2 separate regions of the Homo sapiens genome follow, and region 1 is linked to region 2. A link is an interaction called in ENCODE POLR2A ChIA-PET data of the cell type or tissue named here. Cell type or tissue: HepG2. All regions are shown on one strand. Each heading gives the region's core, and the rest is flanking DNA. Links, peaks and the distances in the headings are about the cores only. Region 1 has its middle 13 kb from the start of MOAP1. Region 2 overlaps BTBD7 (BTB domain containing 7).

Region 1 (4,349 bases), core at 1-4,000, 110 kb before region 2:
CGCTGGCTTCAGGAGTGAAGCTGCGGACTTTCGCGGTGAGTGTTACAGCTCATAAAAGGAGTGTGGACCCAAAAAGTGGGCAGTGGCAAGATTTATTTCAAAGAACAAAGCTTCCACAGTGGGGAAGGAGACCCGAGCGGATTGCCACTGCTAGCTCCGGCAGCCTGCTTTTATTCTCTTATCTGGCCCCACCCACATCCTGCTGATTGGTAGAGCCGAGTGGCCTGTTTTGACAGGGCGCTGATTGGTGTATTTACAATCCCTGAGCTAGACATAAAGGTTCTCCAAGGCCCCACCAGAGCAGCTAGATACAGAGTGTTGATTCGTGCACTCACAAACCCTGAGCTAGACATAGGGTGCTGATTGGTGTGTTTACAAACCTTGAGTTAGATACAGAGTGCCCATTGGAGTATTTACAATCCCTGAGCTAGGCATAAAGATTCTCCACATCCCCACCAGACTCAGGAGCCCAGCTGGCTTCACCCAGCGGAACTGGCACCAGGGCTGCAGGTGGAGCTGCCTGCCAGTCCCTCGCTGCCGTGCGCTCGCACTCCTCAGCCCTTGGGTGGTCGATGGGACTGGGCGCCGTGGAGCAGGGGGTGGCACTCGTCGGGGAGGCTGGGGCTGCACAGGAGTCCATGGAGGGGGTGGGAGGCTCAGGCATGGCGGGCTGCAGGTCCCGAGCCCTGCCCGGCGGGGAGGCAGCTAATGCCCCGTGAGAAATCGAGCACAGTGCCGGTGGGCTGGCACTGCTGGGGGACCCAGTACACCCTCCGCAGCCGCTGGCCTGGGTGCTAAGTCCCTCATTGCCCAGGGCCTGCCAAGCCCACGCCCACCCGGAACTCCAGCTGGCCCACAAGCACCGCAGGCAGCCCAGGTTCCGGCTCGGGCCTCTCCCTCCACACCTCCCTGCAAGCGGAGGGAGTGGGCTTCGGCCTTGGCCAGCCCAGAAAGGGGCTCCCACAGTGCAGCAGTGGGCTGAAGGGCTCCTCAAGTGCCGCCAAAGTGGGAGTCCAGGCAGAGGAGGCGCCGAGAGCGAGCGAGGGCTGTGAGGACTGCCAGCATGCTGTCACATCTCAATGTCTGTAATCCCAGCACTTTGGGAGGCTGAGACAGGTGGATCACTTGAGGTCAGGAGTTCGAGACCAGCCTGGCCAACTTGGTGAAACCCCATCTTTACTAAAAATACAAAAATTAGCCAGAAGTGGTGGCTCTCGCCTATAATCCCAGCTACTCGGGAGGCTGAGGCAGGAGAATCACTTGAGCCCAGGAGGCGGAGGTTGCAGTGAGCTGAGACTGCACCACTGCATTACAGCCTGGGCAACAGAGTGAGACTCCGTCTCAAAAAAAAAAAAAAAGAAAAGAAAAGAAAGAGAAAGAAAGAAGAGAGAGAAAGAGAGAAAGAAAGAAAGAAAAAGGGTCTTTGCAGATTTTTTTTCCCCATAAGATCAACAAGAATTAATCGCAGATTTTTTTTTTTTTTTGACGGAGTCGCTCTGTTGCCCAGGCTGAAGTGCAGTGGCGTGATCTCGGCTCACTACAAGCTCCGCCTCCCGGGTTCACGCCATTCTCCTGCCTCAGCCTCCCGAGTAGCTGGGACTACAGGCGTCCGCCACCGCACCCGGCTAATTTTTTGTATTTTTAGTAGAGACGGGGTTTCACCTTGTTAGCCAGGATGGTCTCGATCTCCTGACCTCATGATCCACCCGCCTCGGCCTCCCAAAGTGCTGGGATTACAGGCGTGAGCCACCGCGCCCGGCCAATTTTTTGTATTTTCAGTAGAGACGGGGTTTCACCGTGCTAGCCAGGATGGTCTCGATCTGCTAACCTTGTGATCCGCCCATCTCGGCCTCCCAAAATCCTGGGATTACAGGCATGAGCCACCGTACCTGGCCAACCACAGATATTTTTAAGTGAAGGATTTTTTTATTTTTATTTTTTGCTTTGTCACCCAGGCTGAAGTGCAAGTGGCATGATCACAGCTCACTGCAGCCTTGACCTCCCAGACTCAAGCTCACAATTTATCTCTTGTGGTTTCTTTTATTTCATTTATTCAAGAATCTGTAAACATTACACAAATAGGAAGTATTCATTGGAGAAAAGCCAAAACTTCATTTTAAAAAAGGTTAAAATTGCTCATAATTCTGCTACCCACAGATAACTGCTGTTAACATTTTGGCATATGCCTCTCCAAGACTTTTTTTGTTAACAAATAATTTATATGTATTTGCCAATATAAAAATGAGATTGTTCCATAAATACTGTTGTACTCTGCTTTTTTCTTTTTTTCTTTTCTTTTTTTCTTTCTTTCTTTCTTTTTTTTTTTTTTTTTTGAGATGGAGTTTCGCTTTTGTCGCCCAGGCTGGAATGCAATGGCACAACCTCGGCTCACTGCAACCTCTGCCTCCCAGATTCAAGCGATTCTCCTGCCTCAGCCTTGAGCTGGGATTACAGGTGCCTGCCACCACGCCCAGCTAATTTTTGTATTTTTAGTAGAGACGGGTTTCACCGTGTTAGCCAGGCTGGTCTCAAACTCCTGACCTCAGGTGATCCACCCACCTCAGTCTTCCAAAGTGCTGGGATTACAGGTGTGAGACACTGCACCTGGCCTTTTTTCACTACATGGTAGGTTGTGAACCTATTTGTATGCAAAAAAAAAAAAAATCCTTCTATTAGGTTGAAACATGAAATTACCCAAATTCAAATAGTTTTGACCTACGAAAACAGCAACTGCAATACTTACAACTCAATGCAAGTTTTTTGTTTTTTAATATAGATAGGATCTTGCTATATTGACCAGGCTGGAGTGCAGTGCCTTGATCGCAGTAACCTTGACCTCCTAGGCTAAAGTGATCCTTCTGTCTCAGCTTCCCAAATAGCAGGGACCACAGGTGCACACCACCACGCCTGGCTAATTTTTTTTTTCATGGAGACAGGGGTCTCACTATGTTGCCCAGGCTAGTCTCCAACTCTTGGGCTCAAGCAATCCTTCCACTCCAGCTTCCCAAACTGCTGGATTACAGGTATAAGCCACCATGCCCAGCCCTCAGTACAAAATTTGTAATGGCTACTGAGTTTATAGTCCTTTGGACATTGCATAATTTACTTAATCTATCAGTTATGATTGGACATTTATATGGTTTCTGATTTTTTCACAATTATAAAAAATATTGCAATGAAAAACATTTTAGCCCATTCTTTGTAGACATCCTTATTTAGTTTCTTGGGATACATTTCTATAGAATATGTTAGATGAAAGGAATGCACACTTTAATAGCTTTTGTTGCTGGGTGTGGTGGCTCACACTTGTAAGCCTGAGGGAGGCTGAGGCAGGAGGATTGCTTTGAGCCCAGGAGTTCCAGACAAGCCTGGGCAACATGGCAAGACTCCATCGCTATAGAAATAAAAATAAAATAAAATGGCCTAGTGTGATGGCATGCACCTGTAGTCCCAGCTACTCAGGCACCTGAGGTGGGAGGATCGCTTGAGCCTGGGAGGTCAATGTTGCAGTGAGCTGTGATCGTGCCACTGTACACCAGCCTGTGCAAAAGAGTGAGACAAAAGTAAAAAAATAAAAGCTTTTGTTAAATATTTAGGGTACAGTTGCTTAGAAACCAGAAGCTGGTTGGTACAAGGTAAGTCTTCTCCCCACTCCGAAAGAGGTGTGAGAGTGTCAGAGGCCAAGCAGGTTATTGCTTCTTCTTTTTTTTTTTTTTTGAGACAGAGTCCCCTCTCTTACCCAGGCTGGAGTGCAGTGGCGCAATCTTGGCTCACTGCAACCTCTGCCTCCTGGGTTCAAGTGATTCTCCTGCCTCAGCCTCCCAAGTAGCTGGGATTACAGGCATGCGCCACCACCCCTGACTAGTTTTTGTATTTTTAGTAGAGACGGGGTTTCACCATATTGGCCAAGCTGGTCTCGAACTCCTGACCTCAGGTGATCCGCCTGCCTTGGCATCCCAAAGTGCTGGGATTACAGGTGTGAGCCACCGCACCCGGCTTATTGCTTATTCTTAAAGTACACTCAGAAGGGAGGGAAGTGAGATCAGGAGGGAATCGGGGAAGCCGAGAAGCAGCTGGACATTTACAGCTTGGAATAGGGAAGATTTAGGAGACACTTATGCTTGTACGCTAAAAAAGTGAACATATGCTGGCTGTTCACTAGTGAACCTCAAATGGCCTCTAGCACCCTTTAGAATGGACACAGGGCAATTCTGTGCTTACTACTCGGATACATGAAGGAATGGATGGAGGATTTTTTTCTCTTTTAATCTAGTTCTAATAGAGGAATTTTGTCATTTGTAGGTAAAATATAAAGTTAGAAGTAACAAAAATATAGGCTTTTTCTCTGC
Region 2 (4,392 bases), core at 275-4,274:
GTGCACCTCACAGATGATTTCTCCTCAGAGATCATATTCCCTCTTCCCCCTACCTGTGGAAGAGTAGCTGTGGAATCACAAGGACCAGGATTCAAATCTTGGCCTTAACACTTTCTAGCTGTAACATGGTAATGCAATGGTATTTGTTCATCTAAACACATCTAAACATTAAAAAAGTAGAGTGGAAGTACGTATTTTATAACCTTATAGGACCACCATTGTACATGTGGTCTGCTGTTGACTGAAACATCATTATGTGGTACATGACTATTTATCCATATAGAAGCCTATCTTTCAAGTTTCTGTCCCTTTTAATAGTCTTGGCCACGCATAGTGGCTCAGGCATGTAATCCCAGCACTTAGGTGAATTTTTGGTACCCCATTTGGCTGTAAATGGAGGAAAAACCTACCACAGAGGACAACGTGAGTAAAGTGCTTGACACAGTGCCTGAAAAAGAACAGGTGCCCCACAAATTCTCCTGAACAAATGAATACACAGAGCATAAAACTTTTAAAAAGAATTAGTAATTTTGATATAAAATTTACAGATTTCATCTACTTACAGCAGAATGTATGTACTTTTAAGACCCTCACTATTTCTAGAACATTTCTTACGGTCTTCACATGCTACATCCAAAGAGAGCTTTTAGAAAATACAAATGTAATCAGGCCACAAGATTTATGATAGTGAGGATAAAGCCAATTGTCTCAGTTTAGTATACTGAATTCTTTATCTTATAGCCGTGTTTGCCTCTGTTGCCTCATTTCTTGCCATACCTCTCTTTGCAACCCCAGCATCTCCAGCCAAAAAGGCCTAGCTGTCATTTATCTCTAGGCCAGTTCCTGCTGCCTGATATGCTCGCTTTTACCTCCAATCTTTGCTTAACTCCTACTCCAGGTCTCATTGTCTGGGAAGTTTCTGATATGTCCTCCTGCCCTCCCCTTCCATATTGGGGTCTGGGGCTTCTCGTCCTCCTAGGTACTCCCCCAGCACCCAGTGTTCTATTAGGGCACTCACACTCTAACTGCCTATTGGTACTTAACACTGGACTATCCTTTTCTTCTTTTTTTCGTTGAGACAGAGTCTCGCTCTGTTGCCCAGGCTGGAGTGCAGTGGCGTGATCCCAGCTCACTGCAACCTCCGACTCCCGGGTTCAAGCGATTCTCCTGCCTCAGCCTCCCGAGCAGCTGGGATTACAGGTGCCCATGACCACGTCCAGCTAATTTTTGTATTTTTAGTAGAGACAAGGTTTCACCATGTTGGCCAGACTGATGGACTATCATTTTCATTACTTTAATCTCAGGTTCTGGCACACAGTAAGAGCTCAATAAGTGTTTGTTAAATGAGTATAGGAATCATGGTGCTAATTCTATACCAAGGGGCTTATTTGAGTTGATAGGCTATATCTTTTTTAGCTCCAATAATGTCCCATTGTTACCTTTATTTGCTTGAAAACTAGGACAGCAGCTGTTCTCTCAGGTTTATAGACCTAATGTGATGATCAGATCTATAATACTGTATCCATCTACTTTTATTTAATCTACTGCCTCTAAAAATTTGACATCAAAATGTAGTTTAGAAGTGGTGTTCACACCACAGAAAACTTTAGCTTCTTACTATTTTACTGTTCATACTTATAAACAAAAAACTATCAATCTAGGGTTTAAGATGAGGCACAAAAATAACAACTAATCATGCAGTTTAGCTTAGAAAAACTTCTGACTGCTCATAATTAGATACAAGCTCAGATGTCAAAAGATTTAGAAAAACAAGGTAATGCCCATGTACTTTCCAGAGAAAATTTACTGAATCGGTTTCAAAATTCAGCACTGTTCTTTAATGTAAACAATGTAAACGTCAATTAGAAAGGAACACTGACAACGAAAACCTAATATAAAAACCAAACAAACCACTTCAGAAAAGGCTATTATGGTTGAAGATGAATATCGCTAGAAACAAAGACATTTAAGTGTGCAAATATATTTTCAGTTTTTTGGCACTACTTTCAGATGTATGTATATTTCACCCTTAAATTTCATGACATGTATAACATTTATCAGAAGTTTTATAAACATAAACATGCCAATACCTAAGTATGAGATACATAAAAATGTTTTAGTGCAAAGAATCGTAACAGAGCTCAAAGTCTTTTAATATATCAAGTAATCCCCTTGTGGAGACATATTTAGTAAGGCCAGCCCATGTTAATTTACAATAGAGACCAAATATATGAAAAAATGGTTGAAGCCAGGCAATTTCTGGACAGTTTATATTCACCGAGTGTTTTAGCAGTCCCATCATATATATACTCTGAACTAAGATTCGGTCCTTTGAAGGTATTATTTATAAAAAGGCACCTTTTTTTTTTTTTTTGAAACAGATCTTACTCTGTCATCCAGGCTGAATCACAACTCACTGTAGCCTTGACCTCGGTGGACTCAAGCAATCCTCCCATCTCAGCCTTCTGAGTGGCTGGGACTATAGGCACCCACCACCACGCCCAGCTAATTTTTGTTTTGTTCTGTTTTTGAGACAGGGTCTTACTCTGTCAGCCAGGCTGGAGTGCAGTGGCACAACCTTGGCTCACTGCAATCTGCGCTTCTTGGGCTCTTGATCCTCCCACTTCAGCCTCCCAAAGAGCTGGGACCACAGGTGTGCACCACTATGCCTGGCTCTTTTTTTTTTTTTTTTGTAGAGATGGAGTTTCACCATGTTATCCATGCTGATCTCAAACTCCTGGACTCAAGCGATCTGCCTGCCTTGGCCTCCCAAAATGCTAGGATTACAGGCATGAGCCGCTGTGCCCTAATTTTTGTATTTTTTTTTGTAGAGGCAGAGTTTCACCGTGTTGCCTAGGCAGGTCTCAAACTCCTGGACTCAAGCCATCCACCCGCCTCAGCCTCCCAAACTGCTGGGATTACAGGCATGAGCCGCCTCACCTAGCCCAAAAGGTACTTTTTGTTGACAGTAGTTATCACAGAGGAGTGAGACTTTATAGTTCTTAAACACTTTTAGTATTATCTGTGTTATCTGACCACCCAACCTATTACTTGTATTTTTAGACAGTAACTTAAAAAACATCAGTTATTCAAAAGTAAACTCTATATATACTGACATAAACATTTTCCCAAGGTTTATTAAGTATGAAAAAAAGTTATATAGTGTGATGTTATTTATAACAGAATAAGATAGCACGTTAAATACACACACAGATATGCACATATAAAGATTTGTAAGGAAAACCATCAAACTGGCCACAGTATATCACTAATAAGGATTTGGGAAAAGCATTGGTAGTAGACAAAAATACACTTTCTGATATGTTTCTGTATCATTTCTTTTCTCCCCCAGCAATGAGCATGAATTGTTTTTGAAATGAATTAATTCAGAGGTAAAGTTTTACCAGAGAGTTATTATAGGAGATGGTTTATTTATGAATATTATCAATCGTATTATCTAAAGTCTGCTGAAGTGCAAAGTATACATGAAGCTTGATCACTGAGTGTAGAGTAGGTGCTCAATACATTCTTGTTTTGAAGTTCATCTTTTGATCTGTTGAAATAGCCTTGGAGAGGTAGCAACTTAGGATTTGTTACCTCATTTCTATTACAGGAAGCATGACAGCAGTTACCACATAGGTTACTATAAAGATTAAGTGAGGTATTCCATAAAAAGATCTTAGTGCAGTGTTTTCACAGTAACAGCTAAGTAATATCATTATCAATCTATCTTAATTCTTGGAATAGTTTCTTTTCCACTTCTACAACTAAAAGTAAACAGAATTCTTACATCTTGTGATAGTCTTCCTCTGGATGTTTTAGGAGATAAGAGCAATGCTTTTTTCTTTTTTTTTTTTTTTGAGACAGTTTCGCTCTGTTGCCCAGGCTGGAGTGCAGTGGTGCGATTTCTCAGCTCACTACAACTTCTGCCTCCTGGGTTCAAGCGATTCTCCTGCCTCAGACTCCTGAGTAGCTGGGATTACAGGCATCCGCCACCACACCTGGCTAATTTTTGTATTTTTAGTAGAGATGGGGTTTCACAATGTTGGGCAGGCTGGTCTTGAACTCCTGACTGCGTGATCTGCCTGCCTTGGCCTCCCAAAGGGTTGGAATTACAGGCACGAGCCACCGCACCCGGCCTATGCTTGGTTTTAAGACAGAAACTTCAACTGTATCTCAACTCTGAGTTTGAAAAGCCAGGATATTTGTACAATGCAGAGGTTCTTCCTTCCTTCTGTCATTTTCCCTCTTTAGTCAGTAATGCCTCCTCCCCAGTCCTATCTTCCTTATACCAAATCACCTGTATCTTAGACTCCATTCATTTTGTATTCCTTGGTGATGGGAGGCATCACACCTGGCCTCAATTGATGTTAATTATTCTATTTTACTTTG

The links. Peaks named below come from ENCODE experiments on the same cell type or tissue, not always from the same donor. Only the 100,000 strongest peaks of a DNase experiment are listed, where the experiment ranks them.
Region 1: POLR2A ChIA-PET joins it to region 2 with 6 read pairs; 1 of 35 experiments calls an interaction of 5 or more read pairs at or near these places.

The regions. Positions count from the first base shown.
Region 1 is chr14:93,169,570-93,173,918 of GRCh38, forward strand. No RefSeq gene overlaps it. Among named protein-coding and RNA genes, the nearest start is that of MOAP1, 13 kb to the right of the region's middle. In HepG2, for the core only: no CTCF peak of the experiment used is centred there; a DNase peak (open chromatin) is centred at 1,983.
Region 2 is chr14:93,278,491-93,282,882 of GRCh38, forward strand. The region is part of intron 3 of BTBD7 (BTB domain containing 7); the gene reads right to left. Among named protein-coding and RNA genes, the nearest start is that of BTBD7, 52 kb to the right of the region's middle. In HepG2, for the core only: no CTCF peak of the experiment used is centred there; a DNase peak (open chromatin) is centred at 2,431.